Regions from separate parts of the Homo sapiens genome. Here region 2 is linked to region 1. The links are chromatin loops, found by intact Hi-C in ENCODE. Cell type or tissue: mammary epithelial cell. All regions are shown on one strand. Each heading gives the region's core, and the rest is flanking DNA. Links, peaks and the distances in the headings are about the cores only.

What was found. Hi-C counts contacts between places; a loop is a spot of excess contacts. Peaks named below come from ENCODE experiments on the same cell type or tissue, not always from the same donor. Only the 100,000 strongest peaks of a DNase experiment are listed, where the experiment ranks them.
Region 2: a loop joins it to region 1, with 6 times the contacts of the local background. A loop is called at or near these places in 11 of 110 quality-filtered maps.

What each region holds. Positions count from the first base shown.
Region 1 is chrX:110,443,140-110,455,286 of GRCh38, reverse strand. RTL9 (retrotransposon Gag like 9) reads right to left here. Exons shown (of 4, transcript NM_001385449.1): 2 at 10,019-10,134; 3 at 623-4,720; 4 at 1-85. The coding sequence starts at 4,669. Among named protein-coding and RNA genes, the nearest start is that of CRIPTO3, 72 kb to the left of the region's middle. In mammary epithelial cell, for the core only: a CTCF peak has its summit at 5,030 (motif pointing left); a DNase peak (open chromatin) is centred at 5,016; H3K27me3 peaks cover 214 bases.
Region 2 is chrX:111,439,902-111,452,048 of GRCh38, reverse strand. No RefSeq gene overlaps it. Among named protein-coding and RNA genes, the nearest start is that of DCX, 34 kb to the right of the region's middle. In mammary epithelial cell, for the core only: CTCF peaks have their summits at 4,560 and 6,339 (motif pointing right); no DNase peak of the experiment used is centred there.

The sequences.
Region 1 (12,147 bases), core at 1,431-9,430:
TGCTCTGTCCAAGGTGATCATGAAGACCTTCTTGGGGGTCTCCATGCTCTTTCAGGTAGTAACAGCGTTTGGAAACATGCTGGTGCTGGGAGTGAGAAAAAGACAACAGAGGTAAGAGCCACACTTACTATGGCAACGGGTGTTCTGCCTGGATAAGTTCTGTGACTTAGCAGATCAAGACACTTTGCTAATTTATCTCACTTGCATACAGTGTGACCAAGGAGTAGGCTATTCTAATTCCCTAGTGACCTGACTCCACAACACATGTTGCTGTAGATGGGCCCCAGCTCCCAAAAGACCCATTTATTAGAATTGGACTTGGAACAAGGGGAGAATTGGAACTGAGCCCATCCAGTTCCCTCATAATGAGAAGAATTAGTACTTCAACTATCCCACGTTCTCAGTAACTTGGGCAGGACATTGCTCCTCAAAGTAGTTAATATACCCAAAATAACTGCAGAGCCATGCTCACTTGATGAAACTGCTGGGGTTTAATGGTCTAGGAGCTCCATGCCTCCCCCTTGCCTCTTCCCAATTCTACTCAAGGAAGCAGGATGTATTCCCTGTCGTGACCTCCTCATTTCTCTGCTCAAAAACCTTCAGCGGATTTCCCCCTCATTACCTCCTCAGTCTGCTGCTGAGAGCTCAGTTCATTCCCCATGGCCTCCTCATTATTCCGCTTACAGGCTGTTGGCAGAACCTGGCTTGAGTTGCCTGGGGAATCCTTCTCTTCAGCCAGCTGGCACTCGGTGTACAGAGACCTGTCTATCAGCTCCTTTAGGCTGCCAGCCACCTTCAGGAAGATCCGACCCATTTTGGTGGTAACAGCTTCTGAGAGTCCTTCCAGAAACCTGGTCCGTAGAATGGCATCAGACCAAGACAAATGTCGGGCCAGCAGCAGGAAGTCAGTGGCATACTGCCTGACTGACTTTTGGCCCTGTTTGGGATGGCAAAGAACAGCACTGAGGATGTCTATCTCAGATAGGGAGTCATATATGCCCTGGGATCTTCTCAGGAAAGATTTATTTTCATGTGAGAGAGGTTCTCCTACCTCCATTTGCAAGATGAACCACCTCTCTGCTGCTCCCAGATGAAGAGATACCAGAAATGCCATTCTCTCTGAATCGTCCAAAAACCCCTTCATTTGCTTCTCCTCATCAATCTCCATCTCTTCCTCCACAGAGCATGAGCCCCGGGCTGCTTCCTGCTCTTCTAAGAGGTAGCAGAGTGCTGGGGTCAACATTCCGAAGGATGGCACTTCCTTTGGTGGTGGTTTCGCAGTTTCAGGAGTTGTGGCAGTCATGTGCGATGTGGGCTTTGATCCAGAGGCTGTGATGTTAATGTGAGAGGTGGATGCCTCTCCAGAGTCTGTGGCTTTGATTTCCGGAGTGGACATCACTCCAAAGGCTGTCTGTGGTGTGGACATTGTTCCAGGGCCTGAGGCCCTCATTAGTGGTGTGGACATCCCTCTAGAGTCTGTGGCTGTCATTTGTGGCATGGACATACCCATGCCACATCCAGAGGCTGTGGCTCTTGGTAGTGGCATGGGCATCGATCCAGAAACTGAGGCTCTCATAAATGATGTGGACCTTGCTCCAGAAGCAGAGGCTCTAATTGGCGCTGTGGCCATCCTTCCAGACACGGTATATGTTGTTTGTGACAAGGACATAGATCTAGAGTTCGCAACACTGGTTTGCAATGTGGACGTTGCTCCAGAGGCCATGGTTTCCATTAGCGGCATAGACATCTCTCCAGAAGCCATGGCTGACATTAAAGGCATGGGCATTGTTCCAGAGGCCGGGGCTCTCATTAATGGCTTGGACATCCCTCCAGAGACCATGGCTGTTGTTTGTGCAGTGGACATATGTCCAGAGGCTGAAGCTCTCATTAACTCTGTGGACACAGTCTCACAGGCTGAGGGTCTCCTTAGTGGTGTGGACATAGTTCCAGAGGCTGGAGCTCTTACTAGTGGTGAGGACACCCCTCCAGAGGCTGGGGCTCGCACTGGTAGTGTGCACATGTCTCCAGAAGCTGTGGGCATCATTTGTGATGTGGATGTCACTCTAGAGTCTGGGGCTCTCATCAGTGGCATGGACATCCCTCCAGAGGCTGTGGATCTTGTTAGTGGCATGGACATTGCTCCAGAGATGGGAGCCTTCACTTGTGGCATGGATGACATCATTCCAGAGGCTGTGGCTGTCATTTGTGGAGCAGACATGGCTCCATAAGCTGGGGATCTCAGAGGCGTGGCTATCTCTCCAGAAGCTGGAGCTCTCATTAGTGGTAGGGACATCTCTCCAGAGGATGAAGCTCTTGTGAGCAGTGAGGGCCTCTCTCCAGGGTCTGAGGTTCTCATTAGTGGTGTGGACATTGTTTCAGAGGTCCAGGCTCTCACTGTTGGTGTGGACATCACATCAGAGGTTGGGGAATTCATCTGCATCCCTCCAGCGGTCATGGACTTCATGGGCGACATGGACATCCCTCCAGGATCTTGGGTGCTCATTGGCTGACTGAGCATCTTTCCAGACACTTTGGCTCTCATTAGTGAGGCAGGCATTACTCCTGGGTCTTGAGCTCTCATTAGTGGCATGGACATCCCTCCAGAGACTGTGGCTGTCATTTGTGATGTGGACATTGCTCCAGAAGCTGTGTCTCTCATTAGCGATGCAGACAACCCTCCAGAGGCTGTGTCTGTCATTTGCGGCATGGACAGAGCTCCAGAAACTGTGTCTCTCATTAGCAGTGTGGGCATTGCTTCAGAAGCTGTGGTTGTCATTTTCTCCGTGAACATCGTTCCTGAGGCTTTGGGTGTCATTAGTGGCTTGGACAATGCTCCAGAGGCCAGAGATCTCATTTGTGGACAGGACATCACTCCTGAGGCTGTGTCTCTCATTAACAGCGTGGATGTTGATCCAGAGGTTTGGGCTGTCATTAGTGGGGTGGACATTGCTCCAGAAGTCATGGCTTTCATCTGTGCTGCAGATGTCAATCCTGAGGCCATGGTTCTCATTTGTGGCATGGACATTGCTTCAGAGACAGGGGCTCTCATTTGCAGCATGGACATTGATCCAGAGGCTGGGACTGTCAATTGTGGCATGGACATTGTTTCAGAGGCTGTTGCCGTAACTGGTTGGGTGGACATTGCTCCAGAAGTTGGAGCTCTCCTCAGTGGCGTGGACATCTTTCCAGAGGCTGTGGCTCTCTTGTATTGTTTTGCCACGGCTTTCATAGAGCCTGTGGGCATTGCTCCAGAAGTTTTGGCCATTGTTAACTGTGCGGACATTACTCTAGAGGCTGTGGCTGACATTTGCTCTGTGGACATCACTCCAGAGCTTGGGACTGTCATCAGTGAGGTGGTCATGGCTCCAGAGGCTGGAACTGTCTTTTGCAATGTAGACATATTTCCAGAGGCTGGGGCTCCCATTAGCGGTGTGGACATTGCTCCAGAATCTAAAGCTCTTACTGGTGGTGCAGACATCACCCCAGAGGCTGTTGCTCTCACTGGCGGATTAGACATCATTTCAGAGTCTACATTTTGTGTTGACCATGGGGACATCGCCCCAGAGCCTGGGGCTGGCATCGTTTGGGTGGGCATCACTCCAGAGGGTAGGGCCGTCATTAGTGCTGGGGACATTGCTTCAGCATCTGGAGCTGGCTTTGGTAATGTGGACATTTCTCCAGCATCTGGGACTGACAGTAGCGGTGTGGACATTACTTCAGAGCCTGGAGATGACATTAAAAGCGATGACATTATTCCAGAGTCTAGATCTGACATGAGCGGGGTAGGTATTCCCCCAGAGTTTTGGGTGCTTGTTGGCTGGGGTGATGTACCTCCAGAAGCTACAGCTGACATTATCAGTGAGGATATTGCTTCAGAGTCCGTGCCTGACATTAGCAGCGAAGATATCTCTCCAGAGGCTAGAGCAGTCATTAGCACTTTGGACATTGCTTCGGTGTCTTCATCTGTAATTTGCAATGGGGACATTGCCTCAGAGCTGGGAGCTGGCACTGGCTGTGTAGACATCACTCCAGGATTCATATCTTGCATTAGAATTGGGGATAACTCTCCAGAATCTGGGGCTAGCATTAATGGTGTGGACATTGCCTCAGAGGATGAAGTGCTCATTATAGGTGTACACACCACTCCAGAGGATGGAGCTGGCATTGCCAATGGTGATATCTCTGCAGAATCTGGTGCTACCATTAGCGTTGCGGACATCGTTCCAAAATCAGGAATTGTCATCATCCCTGGGGACATTACCCCATACTCTGAAGTGGACAGCAATGGGGACAATGTTCCAGAATCTAAGGCTGGCATTAGCAATGGGGACAGTGCCCCAGAGTCTGAGGCTGGCATTAGCAATGGGGAAAGTGCCCCAGAGTCTGAGGCTGGCATTAGGGGTGGGGACAATGCTCCAGAGTTTGGTACTCCCATTAGAGGTGCAGACATGGTGTCAAAGACTGGAGATGTCATCAACTGTGTGGATGTCCCTCCAGGGTCTGAGGCTGAAGTTGAGACTATAGGCAACTGTACATGAGAATGCAGAATCTGTACGTCTGCTCTGGTCTCTGTCATTGGTCTACAGAAGGCCATCTGCTTGTTTTGGGGCTCAACATTTTCCTCCCTCATTGTATTGTTGAATCGCAGTGAATGTAAGGGTATTGACATATCTGCCACAGCCACAGGATAGTGTGGAGGGAGCCCAGGAGGCAAGAAAATCTGTAAACAAGAAACAAGTTTAGAGGTCAAAAGCCAGTATCAAGAAGATTTGGAAACAGACAAATTGTTCATGGTGGAGACCTGTTTTTATGCGTTGTCAGGTATATGGCATTGAAGGTGAGGCTATCAGATTAAAGAAGCTGTGAAGCAATGAACAACTTTGGAGCTGGAGCAAATGTCCCTTCTGCCTCTATCCTTTTCAAACCAACCCAGCCTCTCAGTTTGTAAATGCTATAAACGCCAGCAGCCTCCGCAGCCAGGAGCCTGGGCAGTCCTGACTCAAATAAAGCAGCAGCACCACCTTCTGGCCAAATGTGAGAAATGCGGATTCCTGGCCTGTATTCTATCCCACGGCAGTACTCACAAGCCAGCCAAGGTACTGGCAAGCCTGAATGGGAAAGTCCTTTGCCCCAGGATAATTATTAGTTCCTGGGGCTCATTGAATTCTGCCAGTGGTTTAATCCTCATTTTACTACTCTGATGGCCCTGAATGTTCTCAGGAAAAGGGAGACATTTATCTAATCAATGACTGAGAGCAACATTCCATGAACTGAAAATTCTGCTTATTATTTTCATTATTCTTATTAATAACAGCAACCACCACCCCATTACTACTATTTATTTATTGCTTCACGTAGTATGTGCCAGGCACTGTACTTTAGACAACTGTCACAACTTCCTATAACGTGAGGGCCTTTGTAAGCATTATCCCATTTGGGTCTTACAATCTCCTGGGCAATAGATATTATTATCCCCATTTTACAAGCTTTCTCAGATTAGCCAGGGTCAAGGCTAAAATAGGGTCACTGCAACAGTAACAAACTGTATAGCATTGACTCTGACCCCCTCCTGGGGGTTGCCTAGTGTTTGGCATCCCTGAGCTTGCATTCAATTATTTCTCTGACATCCCAGATCATGGGTCACTTAAAGCCCAGTGTCTGGCATGTCCAAGTTTCAAGTTTCTCTGATGCCATGGGGGTGGGCAATCCAGAGCCTCACCCCTCCAGCCTGCTCCAATAAGCAGCCCAGAAGGGGCTTTTGGACACACGGCTTGGAAGCCAATGCAAATATTACACAATGTTGACATGTCCCCACAGCCTGCCCATGCCAAAAGCAGAAAACTTGCTACTTTGGGACAATGTCACAAAAGTCATCAACCTCATGGAATTGTGATTCCATAATAATGAGAAAACCTGCAACAGAAACGCTAACAGTGAACATTTCTTTAGCATGCACTGACTGGCAAACACTCTGCTAGGCACTTTACATGTATCATCTCATGTGGTTCCCATAGCAACACTAAGAGATTTCGGTTGTACTCTTCCTTTATCTTACAAATGAGAAAATTCAGACCCAGAGAAGCTTAATAGTTTGCCTGCAGTCACATAGATTCCTGGGTCCATCCAGTTCCAGAGCCCCCTACTCTTCACCAAGGTGCTATAAAGATCCACCTCTCCCCCTTACTCAGTCACACTACCGAGACCCCTGCCTCTGTCTCCAGCCTGGACAACCCCAAGATGGGTTGTCATAAAAGAAATGCTGGCCTCCTGCTGACACCCTGGTTATTGTAATAATTGTAATAATTGGTGCAATGGGAAAGATGAGTCAAAAAAGCAGCCATAGACCTCCACCTCCCATCTTCAGAAAAATATCTGAACATGCCACAGTTTCCCACCAGGCAAAACCCAGAAAGATCTTACCTTGCCAGTGACGGAGAAGAGGGAGAGAGTATCCTTTGCGCCCCTAGCTCTTTCACTCTGGCCAATTAACTTATACCTCGTGCCCAGCCAGTTCATTAAAGTAAGACCCAGTACCAACAGCTGTTCTCTGCAATCTCCCTTTGCTATCCCCTGCCACGCCCCCCTGCCCGCCAGCCAGCCTGCCCGCCCACCCGCCCCACTGCTCCTGACTTGCTACTGCTTGCTCTGTCTCTCTGGTCCCAGATTCCTGCCTCTATATAGGCTCTGACATTTGCCTCTGGCCGCCTTTCACTTGACAGTCCTCCAGAAGCTCCGCCTTAGCACTTGGCCTATGCAACTCCACCCCTCTTCCCTGTCGCCCCCAACAGTCCCACCAGCCTATGCCCCACCCCACTCTGCCCAAAGAAAAGAGGAGATTGACACAATTAAAAAGATGAGATGAAAAGGGTCCTGGCTCAGGAAACAAGATACGTGCCCTCTGCAGTTGAACAGACACAGGAGTCCTGGGACCCAGGCACTGCAACTGATATGACATGGAAGCACAGGCAGAGGGCTCGAGGGAAAGAAACTGAGGCTGGAGATTGAGTGGAGCAGCATCAGAAACGTTCAAAGAGGTTCAGGTGCAGGGAAAGAGGGTTTGGGAGGATGGACAGTGGGGGCTGGCAAGCAAACACCTTAATAGAGCCCTGTAATGGTGATCATAACGAAGACAATTTACCCCAGGGTCACAGACACGGAGAAAAATCCAGCGACCGGTATCCCTGCCATAGGGCTAGGATTCAACAGAAAGGCTCCATGGATTTCAGACAGCTAGCAAGAAAAGCACACCAGCCTTGAGCATACCAGCTGAGGGCTTGTTCATACAAACATGGCTACAGCCTGCTTTCTAGAACTGGGGCACAAGGTCAGAGTAGAGCTAGCAGAAAGGTTTACCAGAGTACTCCAGTTTTCCTGAACTGGTGCACTCAGTCTAAGGGGAGAAACCCTCAGTCTAAGGGGAGAATTGGTCCCTGAGCCTTGGATAGGGCAAAGCCTCCAGGTGAAGTTCAAGTAGCCTAGGTATAGGGATGTAGAGTTTGACAAGGGAGGCATTCAGGTCGTTATAAACCTCATAATTAACGACCAACAACAACTGAGCACTTGGGCTAAGCACTACATATGCATTATATAATTCCGACCTCCCAGCAACACCTGTAAGGTAGGCACTGAGATCATTCCCATTTTATACATGAGGAAATGGGCTTGGAGAAGTCTATGTGACCACGGTCACATAAAATAATAATAATAATTTTTTTTAAATCCCAGATTTCAGCCCTGGCCATTCTGTTTCCAAAATATTTTTATCTCTTTGTAATCAGACAAGTGATTAGAAACTCGGAGTACTCTTCTCACTGCCATCTCCCCTACATCCCCACACCACAAAGCAAGGAAACTTTCTTACTACAAATGGCTGAATCCTTGTAGTAATAATAACAACAACAACTGATATTGCTTGAACTCTTCCCATATGCCAAGAATGGGGCTGAGGGCTTCACCAGCATTATCTCATTTGATCTTGACAATTACCCTGTGAGCTAGGTCCTTTAAATTCTCAGTATACAGGTAAGGAAACTGAGCCTCCATGAGATGAATTGACATGACCAAAGGCACACAGCTCTGTGTGACTCCAGAGCTCACTATAGCATACTACTCAAAAGAAAAATTCCAGTCGCTCTCCTCTCCCTTCAAAGCAAAAAAAAAAAAAAAAAAAAAAAAGTCACAGAATAGCCATTCTATTAACAATGGCCTCACAACAACTACTATTATTATTATTAACACACCTAACAATTAAAGCTAACGTTTACTGTGCCAGGCCCTGTGCTAAGTGCTTTACCTATATGATCTCATTTGACACTCACAACATACTACGAGGTAGGTTCTATTAGCACCTTCATTTTCCAGATGAGAACAGAGGAACAGAGAGGTTAACTAGCTTTCCCAATGTCACACAGCTACAGGGCACTGTTGTTTATTTCTAATGCAACAATTTTGGAAATAACCTAAGTGTCTAATGTTAGAACACAACTTGTTTAATGATTAAACGAATCATGGTGCAATTGTAGCAGCCACTATTGTAGCCATTGAAAATATATTCTAATGTGTACATGAGGATCTGATTATCATAAAGATAAATATGTAGATTTCTGCATAGAAAAAAAATCTGGAAGGATATATACCAAAACGCCAACAGTGACCACAGTTGAATGATGGGATTAGAGGGGATTTTTAATTTTCATTTTCCTTATCTGTATTTTCTCATTGGTCTATAATGGACCCATAATACGAAAAGAAAAAAACTAATAAAAGTTAATTTTATTTTTTTTAAAGATATGTTTCCCTAGGGTTCTTTCTCAAGCCCTTTTCACTCCTCTCCTTGCAAGCTCTCTCTAGGAATCCCGGACATCCACCCCCCGACCCAAGCAATCTTTCTACCCCGACAAGCTTAATGGTTGTACCACTTTATTTTGTGTTTTATTTTTGGTTTGTTTTTAAAAATAATTTCTTCTTTCTCTAACTTTTATTTATGTTTAGTAATTCCATAAGTAATCTAGGAATATATTCTTAGGATAAAGACTTGAAATCCTCCGTACAGACAAAGCTAAACTCCTGAAAATGCCCCACCCCCCATTCCCCGCAAGTCCCATTCCTCTGTCTGTTCACAGTTGGGTGTGTCTCCTTCCAAACTTTCTCTAGCTGCAATGGCATTCAGAGTTCATATCATTCAATTGCTTGCAAAACCCAGTGTGTGCAAAGAGCTGCAGTTAGAAAACCATGCTAGCACTGGTCACCCCAGGGTTCCAAGTTCTGACCCATTGTGACTATTTTCATCAGCCTGCTTCTAAGGAGGCTACTGAGAGAGGGTTCTTGCATGCTCAGCCCATGTGAGGCATAGACTTCCGTTCTATTAAAGCCAGAGTCTCTAGGAACACAGAGAAGAGAGGCCTTCTAAGGAAGGAAAAGCCCAGAATTTACCGCTTAGCATCTCTCAGGTCCCTCACGTCCCACCCAGTCTGCACTGATCAATACGGCTAGGAGGTGTCATGCTCCTGCCGCCTCACAAAAGGTAATTGAGTTTAGGGGATTGCATGGCTAGCTGCTCAGGGAAATAAGAATAAACAAGAGACGGTTCAATATGTCAACAAATAGCTTTCCAGCTGTTGAAAATAAGCCTTTCCCTAGATTCTCAACAATATTCTTTCCCCAAGTCCTAGCAAATAGGCATCCAGATAACTGAAAACAGACAACCTAAGGCTAAAGAAATACCTGGTCTACTTTAGGATCTTCTTCCTTCCTTGATCATTCAGGGAAGTAGAAGCCCTCCCCACTTCCTTCCTCCCCCACAGCCCTGACACTTAAAATGCGCACCGGCTCTTTATAAATAAAGAGGGGGAAATAGCTAGCATTTACTGAGTGCTTACTATTCCAGGCACTATGTTAAACACTTTACATACCTCATCTTATTTATTGAACGATAAACAAACAAAGTGGCTTTTTTACTCCCATTTTCTAAATCAGCTAAAGAACTGAACTAGAGAGAAATTAAAATGAAGTAACTTACCTTGGCTCTCACCGCTGAGAGGGAGCGAAGCTGGGCTTGTCACTCGGGTCTGTCTGACTCAGCCAGTGCTCTTAACTCACAGGAGAGTCACACACTGTCTTCAAGTCTCTGAAGGGCTGTCATATGGAAGAGAGGGTAGGTGTGTTCTGGGTAGCTCCAAAGAAAAGGATTTGACTGTTAGTTGGGAATTATGCTTTCATTGGATGTGCTGCAAATTCCCCAAACAACATGTATATGCATGTCCAACTCTATAGGGAAAAGAACATTATAAGAAGAGCAAACGGAACTGCCTTGCATTAGGTGCCGGTCTGAAGGATCTGTGGAATCAGAGAGAACAGGAGGGATACCAGAGGACTGCAAATGGGCAGTGTCCCAATTTTCTTAAATAAGGAAACTACAGACCAGTATACCGTAAACTCCAAAGCTGTAAGCTTGATGTCAATCCTCGGAGAGATTCTGCTGCAGATTGCGAAGCAGGTAATTTATAAGCACTTAGAACACAAGTGGCAATAGGAGGTACCTAGAGGTACTAGCAGAACACTCAAAATTAGACCAGGTTCCCAGACTTGCAGCTAATGCAACCCAAAATTTCAGGGACTGATATTGAACTTCCAGATTTTTATTTTCCCAAGTAAAATCATTAAGAAACAGAACAACCACAAATCATCATTTTCTAAAAAGAAGGGGCTTCCTTTCAACACCAAAAGAGAAGGAAATAACCTCAGAATAAAGAATAATACATGAAATAGATTTCTCTTCTCTGCGAAACATTTACTACCTAGTCCTCAGGCTTTCTCATTGCACGGTGGACTGCTGCAATTTTCCTGGAGGATGGGCACTTGTCCAAGGACCTGCTTTAGGGAATCACTCACAGTTAAGGTATCAACACAGATAAGATCATATACCTGTAAAACAGGAAGTCTTTCTGGCCAGAAGAGAGAAGAACAGAGTTTGACCTTAGCCTAAATGAGGACATTAACACAGATAAAGTATCCACAGGAATGGACAGAGAGAAATAAAAGTTGCCAAGTGCGGATTCAAGCCCTGCTGAGGCGGGACTTGGCCATCACATTTGACCTGTGCCACCCCTTGGACCACATGCCTCTCTTGTAGGAATAAGTGTCTGATGCCATTAAGCATTTGGACCACAAATCAGTTTCCGGCTTGAGACTCTCCAAGCAAACTTCAGACCACTAGTCTTCCCAGGGATAGTTCTTAAAGCAGAAAAATTCAAAACCAGCTGAATACCATTGCCAGAGTGGGAGTTCTGCAACAACCTAGAAGGAGGTCCATAGCCTTGATCCTCTCCTGATTAGCATTTTTAATCAATGGTGTAAATAAAGGCATGGACAGGATTCTTACACAAATTCTCTGGGGCTGAGAAGAACCTCTATGATCAGCCTAGCAAGTAGGTTTACATTTTAAGCTCCACGGTTTACAATATGTCTATCTGCATTTGGTAATTTTCTCTCATGTTCTTTGTTGCCAGAGCACTGAGTTTCTACAGTTTACGCACCTCATGGAAAATGCTTAGTGAACATATGCTAGCTTTGCACCCACCCTGAAGTGCAGATCCGATCGTGTTTACAACTACTAAGCATTCATCCCAATCTTCTGTTCTCTCAAATAACTGGTAATAATGTAGACTTCCTTGATGAGAGAAGAGAACAAACTAATGCCCTCTTCTTTACATAATTGGCCCCATTTCCAAAAGACTTTAAATTGGAATTTGACCACATCTGTTGACATTGACCTTGGTTGTGTAGGTAAAGGTAGCACAGTACACAGTACTTGCCATACCCTCTGAAACTGCATTTCTCAAAATAAAAGTGTGGTGGGGAAACCCTGCATCAAGTGCTCCCTGGGAAAACTGCTAAAACACAGATTTGTAGGGGGAGGGAGACTCTACCCACAAAGAGTCAGATTCAATATAGGTCTGGGGTGACGCCAAGGAACCTGCATTTAACCCAAGTGATTCTGAAACACTAGAGTTTCAGAACCACTGGCTTTGGGGTTCCTACACTCTCATTTTAACTTCAAACAGGCCTGGGCTTGAACCTCAATACTTCAAGTTAGTTCACCTCAGTTTCCTCATCTGTAAAACAGGCATAATAACAGTACCTACCTCG
Region 2 (12,147 bases), core at 1,932-9,931, 1.0 Mb before region 1:
TGAGTTTATTCTCTTTGCAGTAGGAGTAACACTACCTCAACAGACTTTACTAGTATCTACACATGGTGAGGGTGAATTTGGGATATTTATGAGTTTTGAAGTCTGATTTAAGGCAGGTCTTTCAATGGGAAGAGGGCATTGTTATAATTGATTAAGAATCATGACACAGTAGTTTAAGACTGGTAGATCCAGCACATAAGGATTTTGAGTAGTGGAGTTCAAAGAGTCCTTGCTTATAACTATTGCTTGATGTTCCTGATGAGTTGATCGTTTTTTCAGTAAGTCCCTGGAATGTACAATAAAGTTGATTTGCAACTTTCAATTTTCTAAGCAAAAGTTTCCTGGAATAGTAGAGTTATGTTGATAAAGACAGTAGAATAGTAAAATCATGTTGATTTAAGCATAAGACTGTGTGGTGGTAGATAGTTTCACTTCTTAAAAGTGCAGCAAAACATTATAGACACATGTGTGGAGTATTGTGGGAGCATGAAGGAGGGGGTGGTCAATGATTCCTAGAGTCAGAGTGAGGAAGAATTAGAAAATACTTTACAGACTTGAACTGTATCTTAAAAGGTAAATAATATTCCATTTATGGATATGTCACATTTTGTCTATCCATTCATCAATTAATAAACATTTGGGTTGTTTCCTCTTTGGGGCTACTACAAATAATGCTAATATGATCACTTATGTATAATTACACTTTTTTGGGAACATATGGTTTCATTTCTCTTGGGTATATAGCTAGGAGTAGAATTGCTGGGTCATTTGTAACTCTATGCATAACTTTTTGAGGAACTGCCAAACTATTTTCCAAAGAGGCTGAACCATTTTACATTTCTACCAACAATGTATAAGGTTTTAAATTTCTCCACATCCTTGTCAATGCTGGCTATTTTCTGTTTTGTTTGTTTGATTATAGCTATCCTAGTGGTGTGAAATTGTATCTTGTGGTTTTGACTTGCATTTCCCTAATGACTACTGATGTTGAACATCTTTTCATGCGCTTATTGGACATTTGCATATATTCTTTGAAGAACTGTCTTGTAAATACTTTGCCCATTTTTAATTGGGTTATTTGTTTTTTTATTGTTGAGCTATAAAATTTCATTACTTTGGATATAATTTCCTTATCAGATATATGATTTGCAAATATTTCTCCCACTCTGTGGCTTGTATTTTCACTGTCTTGATGGTATTCTTTGAAGCACAAAAGTTTTACCTTTTTTTATTGAGGTGAAAGTCACATAACATAAAATTAATCATTTTAAAGTGAACAATTCAGTGGCATTTAGTGCATTTAAAATGTTGGGTAACCACAACCTCTGGTAACAAAATATTTTTATCATCTCCAAAGGAAACACTGTACCCATTAAGCAGTTGTTCTCCACTCCTCCTTTCCTCTAGCCCCTGGCATCTACCATTCTTTATTCTGTCTTTATGGATTACCTATTCTTGACAATTCAGATAAATGGAATGATACAATATGTGACTTTTTATATCTGGTTTCTTTCACTTGCTGTAATATTTTTAAGGTTCTTTTACATTGTAGCATGTATCAGTATTTCATGTCTTTAGATGGCCCAATAAATAGGGAAGTGTGTATCCTCTACCTTTGTCCTACTTTTTCAAAATTGTTTTGGGTATTTGGGGCCCCTTGCAATTCCATACTAATTTTAAAATTTGCTTTTCCATTTCTATGAAAAGGCCATTGGAATTTTGATAGAGATTGCATTGAATCTGTAGATTCCTTTGGGTAGTATTGCTATCTTAACAATATTAAGTCTTCCAGTCCTTGAAAACAGGATGTGTTTCCGTTTTATTAGGTGTTTAATTTATTCTAGCAATGTTTTATAGTTTTCAGTGTACAAGTCTTTCATCTCCTTGATTAAATTCATTTCTAAATATTTTATTCTTTTAATGCTATTGTAAGTAAAATTGTTTTCTTAACTTCCTTTTCATTGCCGGTGTATAGAAATACAACTGATTTTTTTGTTTGTTTGTTGGTAGATCTTTTAACCTGTAACTTTAATGAATCTGTTTACAGCTCTTGTAGGTTTTTTGGTGGATTCTTTCAGATTTTCTATATATAGGATCATGTCATCTGCAAATAGAGATAGTTTTACTTTTTCCTTTCCAATTTGGATGCCTTTTATTTATTTTCTTGCCTAATTTATCTGACTAGAACTTCTAGTACAATGTTGAATAACAGTGGTAAAAGCAGGCATCTTTTTCTTGCTCCTGATTTTAAGAGACTACTTTCAGTCTTTCATCATTGAGGAGGATGCTAGCTGTGGGTTTTTCATAAATGCCCTTTAACATGCTGAGGAAGTTCTCTTCTACTCTTAATTTGTTGAAAGTTTTTATCAAGAAAGGGTGGCTGGACTTTGTCAAATGTTTTTCCTGCCTTAATTGAAATTATCATATGTTTTTTTTCCTTCTTTCTTTTAATGTAACATGTTACATTGATTAATTTTCTTATACTAAACAATCCTTTTGTTCCTGGGATAAATCCCACTTGCTCATGATGTATAGTCCTTTTCATATGCCATTGAATTCAGTTTGATAGAATTTTATTGAGAATGTTTATACCTATAGTCACATGAGATAGTTGTAGTTTTCTTTTCCTGTGATGCCTTCATGTGGTTTTGGTATCAAGGTAAAACTGACTTCATAGAATATTCCCTTTTCTTCTGTTTCTTGGGAGAGTTTGAGAAAAATTGGTATTAATTCTTCTTTATATGTTTAGTAGATTTCACCAGTGAAACCGTCTCATCCTGGACTTTTCTTTTTTGGGAGTTTTTTTTTTTTAACTATTGATTCAAACTTTGTAATTGTTATAGGTCTGTTCAGATTTTCTGTTTCTTTCTGAGTCTGTTTAGGTAATTTGTGTGTTTCTCAGAATTTATCCATTTTATCTAGGCTATCTAATTTGTTGTACCAAACAAATTTTGATGAAGTCCAGTTTTTCTACTTTTTTCTTTTGTTGCGTATGCTTTCATTGTCATATCTAAGAAACCGTTGACTAACTCTAGGTAATAAAGAGTTATGTTTATCATGTTTCCTAGGTTTTCCTATAAGACTTTTATAGTTTAACACTTACATTTAGGTCTATAATCCATTTTAAGTTAATTTTTGTATTAATATATGTTATGAGAAAAGGGTTGAGATGTATTGTTTGTTTATTTCTGTATATGGATATATCATTGTTCCAGCATCATTTTTTAAAATAACAGGAGTCTGATGCTCATTAGCTTCCCAAACTTGGTACAAACTTTAGCATCTGGGTGAGGATGTTGCAGGGAGAGTTTTAGTTTGGTGTCAGTTTGGCGGAGAGGGAAGTACAGCTATCTGGTAAAGGCTTTGCTTGTTGGGCAATTCAGAACAAGGAAGGACATACTGACAAGTCTTTCATGTCTCATACCTAAGGCAGAGTGCAGCAGGCCGGCATTTGTGTTCACGGTAGTCATTTCAAGTGCTCATGCTGTACTCCAGCTGCCTGACATTTATCTAATATGCAGCAACTGAGTTGAGCTTTTTTTTTTTTTTTTTTTTTTTTTTTTTTTTTTTTTTTTGAGACAGAGTCTCACTCTGTTGCCCAGGCTGGAGTGCAGTGGCATGATCTCGACTCACTGCAACCTCTGCCTCCCAGGTTCAAGCAATTCGTGTGCCTCAGCCTCTTGAGTAGCTGGGACTACAGGTGTGTGCCACCACACCTGGCTAATTTTTTGTGTTTTAGTAGAGACGGGGTTTCGTCATGTTGCTCTGGCTGGTCTTGAACTCCTGAGCTCAGGCAATCCACCCGACTCGGCCTCCCAAAGTGCTAGGATTACAGGCGTGAGCCACCGCGCCCAGCCCTAGCTGACATTTTTTTTCCTCTCTCATTTCCTTCTCTCAGGACTCTACCTTCTGCTTCCCAAAGTAGCTGCAGATAATCTGGGAGATTGGTTGTTGGTGCAGGGCAGGTAGTAGTAGTAATAGTAGTAGCAAATGACAAGATGGAATCTGGAGAAATAAAGATGTACTTGGCAGGAGGTGAGGAGGAGGAAGGAATAGTGGAACTAGAAAGCAGCCGGAATGACCAGGAAGGGTATCCAAAAACCCAGCCATGAGGCTTTAGTTTTCGCAGAAAGGAGAGATAGAGAACTTTAGTAGTGCACCAGCCTGGCTACTACAACATTCAAGTTGGGGAAAAGTCAGAGGGATGGAGCAGGGAAGACTGAGCACTCAGAGGTATTAATAGAAGGGAAACAAGAGAAAAAGGCAACTTCCATCTCACTGTAGAGAAAATTCAAGAAGTATGAACATAGTTGGGAAACAGCTCCTTCCTCTTCTCAGGCAAACGCTGCTCACACTCTCTTGGGGCCCAATTTCTATTCTCAGGCCTTGCTAGAAGATCAGAACCACTCTGATACTCTTGCTTTAATGTAATGGCTGAGAAAAATAGAATTTTGCCCTGCCCAGAAAACATGTACAGTTTATTAGGAACTGTGACAGGCCCGTGGAGATGATTAATTGGAGAAGAGGGTCTATTTCCGTTGCATCATTCAAACTGCACTCTGGGGGGCAGTGTGGTGTAGTTGAAAGAACACAAGCTTTGTAGCCTGACAGATAAGAGTCCAAATCTGGGTTCTGCCATTTTACTCCTTGTGCACCTTCGGATGAGTTACTTAACCTGTCTGAGTTCTGATTTTTCTCTCTCCAAAAAAAGCAGATTATATGTACCTCATAGAGTTTTTCAGGGAATTAAATGAGAGAATGTCCATAAAGTCCCTTGTACAATGTCTGGTACATATACTAGGAACTCAGTATGTGCCAGTTTCTCCCCCAGTGTCTTATCACTGACTGCATCGTAGGCACAAACTGAAGCTGTCTTCTGTTTCTAAAGGCTTTGACCCCAAAGTTCTACTTTTAGTACTTTTATTAAAATTTTGAAACAATCCAAAGAACAGAAAACATTTTGTGGTCAAGGATGTTCACTGAGTTTGCTCATAGTAAAACAAAGAAAAAATATTCTGAGCACTCCAAATGTAAGCAAATGTTAATTATTTAAAATGACTTCCAAAAATTAAAATAAATTAAAAATGACATCCATGAGGATGTTTAATAACACAGTGATATGTTTACATTCTACTATTAAGGTAACAAAATTTATATATACAATTCTATATACAACTATCTTAAATGTTGAAAAAAATGTATTGAAGCAATATTGAGATAAAAAACACCAAAATATTAATGATGGTTGATCTACCTTTGGGAAGAAGGTTATGAGTTACTTTTTAAAAAACTTTCCTACCATGCACAAAACATGACTTTCATACTGAAAAAAATAAAATTTAATTTAATCACATATCAATTTTTTTTTTTTTTGAAATGGAGTCTTGCTCTGTCACCCAGGCTGGAGTGCAGTGGCGCAATCTCAGCTCACTGCAACCTCCACTTCCCAGGTTCAAGCGATTCTCCTGCCTCAGCCTTCCGAGTAGCTGGGATTATAGGTGCACGCTACCACAACCGGCCAATTTTTGTATTTTTAGTAGAGGTGGGGTTTCACCATGTTTGCTAGGCTGGTCTTGAACTCCTGACCTCAAGTGATCCACCCACCTAGGCATCCCAAAATGCTGGGGGTACAGGCGTGAGCTACCACGCCCAGCCACCACAGACCAATTTTTAAGAGGCTCTTGAGGAATACTCTACAGCAACAAGAATGATCTACAACTATATGCAACAATATGGATACATTTTATAAACATAATGTTGAGCAAAAAGAACTAGATGCAAAAGAATACATAGAAAATAACTCAATTTCTATAGAGTACAAACACAAGCAAAATAAATCTATGCTGTTAGTAATTGGGATAGTGGTAACCCAGGGCAGGAGGTGGGTACTAACTTTTGTATTTGGCCTTCTTTTGCACAATGTTACATTTGTGAAATTCACTGTGAGTGTAGGTTGGGGGTGGGGAGCAGTGACTAAAAAGGGGCAAAGAGGGCTTGTGGGATCTGGTAATGTTCTGTTTCATGAGCAGGGTGCCAGATATGCTTAGTCTGTGAAAATTTAGCATCCTTATTAATGGTGCAATTTTCTATATGTATGTTATACTTCAATAAAAAATTAAAAAATAGGATAAATAGATGATAGATACATAGATAATGAACAGATGATAGAGACTTGGATAAACAGATAGATGACAGATATACATAGATAGATAGATATAGATAGATATACATACGTACATAGATGATAATGTACTGAATGAATGCACATCATCATTTGTGTCTTAGCTGGAGAGCCATCTTTAGAACAAAAAGACAAACTTGTTTTGACCACAAGATGGCAGTATTAGTTGCTTGAGAATCAAATTCCAGGGTGCTTCAGCACAAACATTTCAAGAACCAAATATACAGTGGGTACATATGGACATAAAGACGGGAACAATAGACACTGGGGACAATAAGGGGGGAGAGAAAGGTTGAAAAACTACCTCTTGGTTACTGTGTTCACTACTTGGATGATAGGTTCAATCGTACTGTATTCCAAACCTCAGCATCATGCAATACATCCTTGTAACAAACATGCACATGTAGCCCCCAAATTGAAAATAAAAGTTGAAAAAAAAAAAGCAACACATATTTCTGTTAGTGGAAGAGAATTTAGAGATTTTATACTCTGACCTTCTTTAATTTTCCAGATTAAAAAAAAAATGCCATAGAAGGAGTATTTACCCAAGGACACACTGCTAGTTAGAAGATAACCTAGGCTGAAAACCCCGGTTTCTGGGCTTGCTCTGCCACACTTAAAAGCTCCTATTTTCAGCTATGGTTCCTTTCTATCCCGCTGTGGAAGAGGGAGTTTATTAAGAAGTAACACTCCTCCTTTTATAACTCCAGAAAACATAAGTGTCAAACGGCATAGAAAATTCATGAGCAGAATTGGCAGTACTGACAGGCTGCAGCATGAAATTTCCTTATATGGACTTTTAAAAACATCACATGGCCAATTCCGTCTGAGCTCGCTTAAGCTTCTACTTCCTTAGATGTAAAAGATAGACCCTGTGACCTCTCTGGGTTTTGTTTGTTCTCTCGCTCCCTCTCCTTCTCTTTCTTTCTTTTTTGGGTTCATCCATATTTCATCATATAATTTTGCTTTTTATTTTCTTCTTAGGCAAGAAGTATCGAAGCCAGTACTCAAAAAAATTGAGTGCCAGCTATGTACAAGGAAGGCATAGTACTGTCACCAGAGACCCTCGAAGGTCGGAATCACAAGGTGAGGAGGTCAAACTTAGCTTGATGTTTCCCTTTCCTCTACTCTCTTTTGTAAAATGGCAATGCAGGAATTTTAATCTAAATCTTTTTTAAAGGACTGCTAAGCATTCCCTGGGGTCACTTACATTTCATAAATGGCCAAGGTCATTCCTGACACCTAATAAGAAAACATGATTGTCAACTACTCTGCAGCCCACTAAGTCCAGACTCCAGCTACTCCCACTCTTACCCCCTAGTCTTGCTTCTTGTCACTGACAATCATAAAGGACACCAGCAGAAAAGCTTCTCAGAGGGAAAACACAGGTTACCAGAACTCTTGGTGGCTGAGAGAAAAGTTCTGATTGATTTATTTTTCTGGGTAACTAAAGGATAACCAAAAAAGGCTTCATTGTTTCAACTTTTGTGGCTGAAAATCTTCTGTGTGCCCCTTCTATGTTAGGAAGTAAGAGAACCTGGAGAACATAGTCGGAGCAGATGATTTCATGGATTTAGTCATTGTCTTGCACATCAATTACCATGTTCAAGGAATGAACATGGTAACTGAAATATAACAGCTTTGGAAGTAGTCCAGTCCTTCATTTTACAAATTAGGGAACTGAGGCCCTGAGAAGGAAGTGAATTACCCAAGGTAAGGTCACATGAGTCATAAAGCTTGGAAGGCAGAGAACTAGCTCCAATGTGAGCTTGTATCTTCTAAAATTGGGAAGGAAAATAACCCCACTTAATTTGAAGGTCCTGGCTCACTTAAATAGAAGTCATAAGTTTCCCTGTTCATCTAGTTCTTCTCTAAGTACCAGCCAGAACCCTACTGACAAAGTAAAAGATTGAAGTAGTTTTCTGAATCATTTGGAATGAAACCCCATTGCATAGCTATAGCCTTTAAATATATGTGGTATGGCTGTAAAGCAGTGTGACCAGTTTCCACAAACCACAGAATAAAACTGGGAACACTATTATATATTCATACTGCATGCTCTGGATTTTCCATGGATACAGGGGACAGGAAATCCAGAAATAACCCCCAAACTTGTTTTGAAACCAGTTTCTACCTCCACCTTCAACAAACCTTTTGCAAAAGGCCACGAAGGAGAAGCACATTGACTTAGCCATGACATCACGTTTCTTATCTTTTCTCTTGTGCGTATTTCATTATTTACTGGTACTAATACCAAGGCAAGTATCAAAATAGACAAATGAAAGCAGGGGTAATAAGTAGACGAAAAATGAAAAACAGTCTGTATCTCAAAGAAAGATGGTGAAATAAACATGCACAAGATAAAAGATAAGATAAGAAGAAATGTGATGGTATGGGTAAGTCAATTTTGTTTCTCCTTAGTAGTCTTTTGTAAAAGAGCCCCAAGTGATTTTTGTGCATATTGAAGTTTGTGAGGCACTGATGTAGTAAAAATAACTCTGGATTCAGACTTGGAAAACCAGGTTTCTTTCCTTGCTTCTGCCACTTTGTGGTTTAATAAATTTATCCAAGTGACTTCCTTTCCCTGAGCTTCAATTTTCTCATGAGTAAAATGAGAGATTCAACCAGAAGGCTTCTGAAGGTATTTAAGCCCCAAAGTTCTAGGATTCTAATTAACAGCGAACACTTGACCTTGGATGCTTCCTTGTAAATATGAATAGCTCAACTTCCTTCAGATTAATGAAGTTTATGATTGAAAACCAGGTGGTAAAACACTGGCTTCCTTGGATATTTCCAATTCCTCCTTTCAGATTGCCCCAACTCCACTGACCCTTCCAGGCATTCTGAGATGAGGTGTTCATGGTTGTCACCATTCCAGTTTTGCAAAGTGAGCCCGCATGAAACTACAGGAGAGGGTAGCTGTGCTGATGGTGGGAAGAAACCAGCATCTGAGGCTTTCCCCCAGAGCTAGAGTGAACAAAGGTAAATTCTCAAGGTAAAGAGAGATACAGACAGATTCAGAAACTGATCCCAGTTTACCTGGCACTTCCTCTTCACAGGATCACTTAAGAATAAAGCATTAATTTTACCCTCAGTGTTGATTTTCTTCTTTCTGTTCTTCCATCTCTGAAATCAGGTCAAGTTGGCCCTACCACCATTTAACCATGGCAACAAGCTCCCATGTTTGGCCATGGCCTTATTTTTGTTTGCTTGTTTGTTTTTTAAATTATTTTATTTTAAATTTTGTGGGTACATAGTAGATGTATAGACTTATAGGGTAGACGTGTAGATTTATAGGGTACATGAGTTTTTTGATACAGGCATGCAATGTGAAATAAGCACATTATGGAAAATGGGGTATCCACAGATCCCACTTCTTGATGGAAGGAGTGACAATGAATTTGTGGCCATTTAAAAAAACCTCTATATTATCCAGGAGATAAATAGCACTGAGGGAACTCTCTTCATTCAATGCTAGATTGAAACATGTATACTGCCAGGGTTTCATTTTTCCCATCTAGCTTGGGGTTCACACAAGAAAGCAAGCTCAGCTCACATCATGTCTTAGTTCACTGGATCTTAAAATTTTGGCCAAAAAGGAGAAAATTAGTGAGAACATAGAAAAAAGTGTGCACACTCTCTCTCTGTCTCTCAATCTCTCTTTTTAAACTCCCTTTCCCCTCTTTCTCCTTCCTGTTTTTATAAGATCTAGATGAGCTAAACCACCCACTCTCTGTCTCCTTTCCCCTGAGTTGCACCCTGATCCTGCTCAAATTTTCAAGAGCTGTGGAATGGTGTCTTCCTGCACCAACCCACTGGGATCAGAAAGAATCAAAAGAGCAAACTATGCAGAAAAGAAGGGATCCAAGAGAGCCAAAAGAAAGCAAGGGTTTGTTTGCCTTAGACCAGTTCTATTTATATTTCCTATACTCCACCCTAGCAGGGTGGTCTAATTGTGTGGCTCTGTGGACTCCAGAACTACGCTTTATTTTTGATCCACACCAGACTCCTACTCTGAGCAGGAGGAGAGAATTTCAGCCCCCCATTTCTCTCCCTTTCCAGAGTTACTATGTGTGCCACTTAGCTAATATTTATTACTTATTCTGTGCCAGGCACTGTGCCAAATACTTTACAACCATTATCCCATTTAAGCCTCACAGCAACTCTATGAGGTACATAACATTATTCCCGATTACAGGTGAGAAAACCAAGGCATGGTGAGCTGAAATAACTTGTTCTGGCTCACACTTAGTCTAAAGTAGAACTTAGTTCAGAACCCAGGTAATCTGACCCCAAAGCCTGTGGCAATCTCTCTGTATTTATCTCAGCTGAGCAACAGGGACAATAGTAGTTATCATAAAGCTATAAGAACAGTATATTTATAGTCAATAAGACTTTTGTTTAAGGGCTATATGCAACTAACTGGTATAAATAACAAGTATCAATAAAAGTAGATTTTTAAGAGAGGCTGGGTAATTATAATAACGGCAGTTAACATTAACCAAAAGCATACAATGTGCCAAGAGCTAATGAAATATTTTATCTATATTAAATTGTTAAATACAACAACCTAGGTCAGTATTATTATTATTATATTTGATAATTGAGTAATATAGAGCATAGACAAGGTAAGTAACTTGCCCACAGTCAAACTCAAAGTAAAAGACACAGCAAGGATTTAAACACAGGCAGCTAAACTTGGAAGTACATGCTCTTATATTATGCAATACTGCCTCTCTTGATTGTATCTTCTCTTGAAAGTTGAAATTATAGACACTATTAATCTTTCTGGGAAGATGAAGGTATATAGCCTACCCTAGAAGTGCATGGTATTAAATGTCTAAGAACTATTTTGGTCAAGGTCTTGCATCCTCACTGAAAAGAGTTTTGTTTTATTTTGCTTTTTTATTAGTCTAGTAACGGTATGTGGCATGTAGTGGATGCTCAATAACTAATTTCATGATGGTATAATTTTATTCACTTAATCATATTCTATGAGCTTCAGGATCATGTGAACCAGCAAGCTAAATCAAAACAAATCATTTCTTTTCTGCTTAAGTGTGGTGAACATCATCAGTGCATGAGGCTGTGTACTAAGCATTTGGGGAAACACAAGATAGAAAATCAGTCATTGATAGCTCCCCAAAAGACCTCATCTTATTATTTCTTGTATGTTTGCAGCACTACTCTTTTCCTCTAGAAAGATTATCTTTTTATATCTGATCTCCTAATTCTGGAGTTCTTAGGTTGTCATAAGTTAGTTTTTCTTTTTTTTTTTTTTTTGAGATGGAGTTTGGCTGTTATCACCCAGGCTAGAGTGCAGTGGTGCAATCTTGGCTCACTGCAACCTCCGCCTCCCGGATTCGAGCAATTTTCTTGCCTCAGCCTCCTGAGTAGCTGGGACTACAGGCATGTGCCACTACACTCGGCCATTTTTTTATATTTTTAGTAGAGATGGGGTTTCACCATGTTGGCCAGGCTTGTCTTGAACTTCTGAGCTCAGGTGATCCACCCGCCTTGGCCTCCCAAAGTGCTGGGATTACAGGCGTGAGCCACCGTGCCCGGTCCCGTTTTTTTTTTTTTTTTTCTTTACTCCTATCCCCATTACTTTTTAAGGTATGTTCCCTCCTATGGAGATGGCTCTCTGCCTTGCCGTATTCCACAGACCATGCCTGGGGAGTTGCAACTGCCAATCAGTTTGTTAGAGGAGTGAGTGCAGAAAGCTAACATGGCTGCAGCTTGCCTTTTCTTTCATATGAATGCCAGCCCATCAGCCTACCACATCAATTACAAATCTTTCTGATTTTTCAGTTCATTTATATCTGGCCCCACCCTAATTCACCAACCCCATTTCTCCCTGCTCCTATATAAAGATCTTCTGTCAGGCAGACAGGCCTCTGTCACCAGAAATTACTTCATGCTCATTTCCACCCTCTTGTGATTGTTCACTCAATTTTTCCTTCCTC